2 separate regions of the Homo sapiens genome follow, and region 2 is linked to region 1. Evidence: read pairs that join two places in POLR2A ChIA-PET (ENCODE). Cell type or tissue: PC-3. All regions are shown on one strand.

The links. ChIA-PET counts read pairs that join two places held together with the same protein. Peaks named below come from ENCODE experiments on the same cell type or tissue, not always from the same donor. Only the 100,000 strongest peaks of a DNase experiment are listed, where the experiment ranks them.
Region 2: POLR2A ChIA-PET joins it to region 1 with 5 read pairs; 1 of 35 experiments calls an interaction of 5 or more read pairs at or near these places.

The regions. Positions count from the first base shown.
Region 1 is chr9:14,204,490-14,206,989 of GRCh38, forward strand. All of the region lies in intron 2 of NFIB (nuclear factor I B), which reads right to left. It also overlaps the pseudogene RPL7AP47. Among named protein-coding and RNA genes, the nearest start is that of NFIB, 110 kb to the right of the region's middle. RefSeq lists an enhancer at 1-498. In PC-3, no CTCF peak of the experiment used is centred here; a DNase peak (open chromatin) is centred at 1,222; H3K4me3 peaks cover 490 bases; H3K27ac peaks cover 1,187 bases.
Region 2 is chr9:13,856,483-13,858,982 of GRCh38, forward strand. The region is part of intron 7 of LOC101929507 (a long non-coding RNA gene); the gene reads right to left. Among named protein-coding and RNA genes, the nearest start is that of LINC00583, 70 kb to the right of the region's middle. In PC-3, no CTCF peak of the experiment used is centred here; a DNase peak (open chromatin) is centred at 1,249; H3K27ac peaks cover 1,311 bases.

The DNA.
Region 1 (2,500 bases):
CCAGTTCACCCAGGACCTGGACCACCAAACAGCTACTCAGCTGCTTAAGCTGCCCCACAAGTACAGACCAGAGACAAAGCAAGAGAAGAAGCAGAGGCTGTTGGCCCGGGCGGAGAAGAAAGCGCCGGCAAAGGGGACCTCCCCACTAAGAACACCTGTCCTTCAAGCAGGAGTTAACACCATCACCACCTTGGTGTAGAATAAGAAAGCTCAGTTGGTGGTGATTGCATACAACATGGATCCCATCGAGCTGGTTGTGTTCCTGCCTGCCCTGTGTCGTAAAATGGGGGTCCCTTACTGCAATATCAAGGGGAAGACAAGACTGGGACATCTAATCCACAGGAAGACCTGCACCACTGCTGCCTTCATACAGGTTAACTCAGAAGACAAAGGGGCTTTGGTTAAGCTGGTGGTAGCTATCAGAACCAATTACAACGACAGAGCCAATGAGATCCGTCATCACTGGGGAGGCAATGTCCTGGGTCCCAAGCCTGTGGCTTACATTGCCAAGCTCAAAAGGCAAAAGCTAAAGAACTTGCCACCAAACTGGGTTAAATGTACACTGTTGAGTTTTCTGTACATAAAAATAATACAAATTTCCCTTCAAAAAACATCTGAGGAATTAACTATGTCTGTGGCATAAAACTGAAAAAAACCGAGATCAGATACATAGTCTCTGTGAGTGAGTTCCAAGGGCTGACCAAAGGAACAAAAATTGGAAGGAAGGGAGGGGAGGGGAGGGGGAAAAAAGAAGGGAGGAAGGAAGGGGGAGGGAAAGCAGGGTGGGAGGGAGGGAAAGAAGAAAGGAAGGGGAATGAAAACGTGGGAGGGAGGAAATGATGGAGACACTGCATGGAACTAAAAATACATACTGATTTGTTCATAGTAGGAATATAAAAAACACTTGAAGAATTAAAAATACTTCATAAGTACACCTTCATAAGTACGATATATACACAAGGTATATATTGTCTCTGTCCTTTTTTTCTCTGTTAAACTTAAATCCCAGCTAACAGGCTATGTTCACAGCAGCCAAATACTGCATAATGAGGTCAGTGGATTTTTCTTTGAGACTGTTCCGCAAGTTTAAGCTCAGGTTGAGAGACACATTAGGCCTGGTGTACTCCTGTAATCATCATTGGCAGTGATTACTGTTTGGTAATCTAAGCTTCAACTGAATCCAACATTCTTGCCTCTGCTGAAAGATAATTCAGAGGTGAAAGATGAATTCCATAATGCTGACACAAACTGGTGGTATTCATCATAGTGCTTATTCACTGAATGCCCATTCTAGCTTGAATTATATGTCCACACACTCAGCAGAGCCACACCAATATTGTTTACTTAATTTTTTTAAGTCTCCATTTTAGGAGAAGAAAATCTAATGTCTCTTTAATCGTATATTTTGAATAATGTCTATTCTCCAGTAGTCACCTGAAAAACACACACACACACACACACACACACTTTTCCTGGACCTTTTTACAGCAGAATAATTTCTCAGCATTATTAATTATGTTTCTGCGTAAAAGACATTTAGGGACTTTTATCCTTTGTTTAATTAGTTATCAAAATAATCAGTCACACAGCTATTTAATAATGGGCCACTCTTAACAGACAGGTGAAACAGAGTGGTTGTGTTCAAAAAATATTTCTAGTTCACTAGTAACTTACTAACTCTCTCTCTCTTTTTTTTTTTTTTCTTCTTTGAGATGGAATCTCACTCTGCCACTCAGGTGCAGTGGTATGATCTCGGCTCACTCGCAACCTCCGCCTCCCAAGGTTCAAACAATCCTCCCACCTCGGCCTCTTGAGTATCTAGGACCACAGATGCACCTGGCTAATTTTTTTGTATTTTTGGTAGAGACAGGGTTTCACCATGCTGCCCAGGCTGGTCTCAAACTCCTGAGCTCAAGCAATCTTCCTGCCTCGGCCTCGCAAACTGCTGGGATTACAGGTGTGAGCCAAGCACCTGGCCCTTACTAACACTCTTAAAACTTGAGCTAATTTCTTTCCTTTCATGAGATTTTATGGTCTGACACTGCTGACTTATTACCTTTTCTTCCTTGAGAGTTTCCAAATACTAAAACAACAATCTGCTCAACAAACAGAAGAATTCGATAAATGTTGATTGACCATCTAGTACCTGCAAAGAGACCCTATGCTATCATATACAGAGTTATGAGATTCAGACAACATGCTTTACAAAAAAAAAAAAAAAAAAAAAAAAAACCTAAGGGATGGTTTCAGATTTTGCCTGTGTCTTAGTTTCAGTCATGTTTGGTATATATTGCCAAGTAGCTATATTTTATATCCCCAACTAGAATACAAGTTTTTGGAGATCATGCTCTATGTCTTACTGACTGCACAAGACAGTGCAACGCATATAAAATTGTCACCTACAAATGAAAGGATTCCAGTGAGGCTAAATGGTGATTAGCTGTGTAAAACCCCACTATTCCATACATTGTATGTGCTTACAATGTTAGCTTATCCTCCT
Region 2 (2,500 bases), 350 kb before region 1:
ATAGTAGTTTCTATGTGTACAAGAAGGGAGATTGGCTATACGAAAATTCTTTTGCCCCCGGGATGGGGTATGCTCTACATCCTCTCAGCTCTTGAGCAGTAGCCCTGGCTTGCTCCCCCATCTTTCCTACCTCTTCACAGAACATACCCATCACTGTCACTCTCTCCTTGAGAGGCTGGGACCAGGAAGATCGTGTGAGGCCAACCCACCACACCTGCTTCCCCTATCAGGTATAGTAAAGTGGACTGGCTTTCCTTTTTATTGGTTTCTTACTACAAATTTTCCTGTCATTTCCTATTTCGACCTCTTTTATCTAAGCCTGGAATGCAGTCAGCACATGTCATCCTTATTCAAATTTCGTACTTCAATATGAAATGATTGGGCTGTTGAATTCAGTCTTTCAGACATGTTCTTAACAGTACGTAGCCTACTAATACAGCTGAAAGCATTGGCGTCTAGCCCTGGACATCCAAAATGGAAGACTGCTTCCATTCAAGAGAAAGGAGACCACTCATTGCACAAAGAGTAGAGAACGACCCTGTTATACCTTATCTTGAATCTGAATTAACACTGAATTCTGCTTTTCACCATGACCTGAGTCTCATTTTGCAGGACTCAGGCTTTCAGACATGTACTGACACACTGTTTCTTTTTGTGAGTCTGTGCTTTGCTACACATGCAAGCACACACACACACCCCTACCTTCTCTACAATACCTGTATATTGAGTAAAAGAATACCAGTAATAAGTAGCCACAACATTTCTTAAGTGCATGTGAGTTTGTAAGGAACTTTACCTGTATCATCTCAACAAACCCTCAAAGTGACATAAGTATCCCCTTAAAAAAAGGAAGAATTCGTTCCTTAACAAGGTCAAATAACCTGCCAGTGTAACAAAGACATGTACCAAAAAAAGAGCTGGGAATGGGCATTTCAATATAAACCTGTGCTTTTGACTACCACAGTGCACTGCCAGTCAAGCTACGAGCAGAATTACTTGCAAATGGAAAGTATAGTGTAAAAGCACAAGGGAATCAACCTTTATTGAGGACCTACTATGCCTCTGATACTGTATTTAACATTGTATATGCTTCAAACAATTTAAGCCTGCAGGATCAGGTATTAAGAGTATTCATGTGCCCAATGCTCATAACATTTGTAATATATTAATAAGAGGATGTTTGGAGTTCATACTCATGATGAAGAATGCTGTGACTAATTTCAAAGCTGATGTTAGGATTAGAAAGTTTATTGGGTAGAAGGCTTTCTCTGCTCCTGTATTTCTTCCACATTGACCTCTGGGATTCTGTGCTAAGATTCAGTCACATGAGGCAGGCTTCCCCTTGTTATTTCTGTAATGAATGACTAAATTATGAATGTTTTTAGAATATGCCTCATCTCAACAACTAGTATATTGTCTAAAACTAAAATGAGCTCAAATAAATATTAGATAAATAAATGAGTGAATATGTATTTCTGGTAAGTATTAACATGTTCAATCCCAACACCTTTGTGCAAGTTTTTGTTAAATGGGTCCCTTGATTGCCTGTATCAAATTCATCTCACACACTTGTTAAAATCAATTCATCAGCACCTCCCAGACCTCTTGAATCAGTCTCTGAATTGAATCTCAAAGGCCTACCTTTTAATAAGGCGTAGCATATAAATTGTTTAAATTTATATGCTAGAAGCATATAAAATTTCCAAAGCATATAAAATTTGTGACCTGGACTGTGGAGCAAATCAACTTAGTAAACAAATTTTCTTTGGGAAATACAGGCCTGGGGTAAGGCTAGGGCCTCAAGCTTTTGGAAGAATATTTTAAAAGGGTAAAGGTGAGCTGGAAATTGAACTACATCAACATCTAACCTGTGCCCAAGCTGGTCAACAATTTGGAAATTAGTGAATTGCCTTGATTTATTCTTAATTCTTTTTCAACCCTAATTAACATTTATTTGACTTTTAAATTAATTGTAATTTTATTAAAGGAATAAATATAATTTAAAATATCAAATTGTGCTAATAGGCTTAGCAATAAAAACAGTCCCCTCTGCTTCCTTTCTTACATATCCTCCTCCCTGAAGGTAACCACTTTTAACTTTTTTAAATATTTGCTTAAGAATTTACCCTTATTTATCTAAAACTACATGTATTTACTCCCATATCATAATTCATCACATTTAGATTTTCTTTTTATCTGTGTTGATAAATTTTTATGTATTTTGATAAATGAGAATTTTAGCTCTCTTACACTCACTCTTCTCTACCATATGGCTATAACACAGTATCTTAATTATTAGATAAGGCAAATATTATTCATTGCTCAGTCAAGTGATACATACTATGGTTACACACCCTTTATCACACACCTTTTTTTCCTGGTGTTAAGAGTTCCATCATTTTTTTTAAATTCTATTTGTTTATTCACATCTCTAATTAAACCTCTTTTCATCTACCAAACTTTTTGAAATATGCCCCTTAATCGCTTTTGAACACGATTA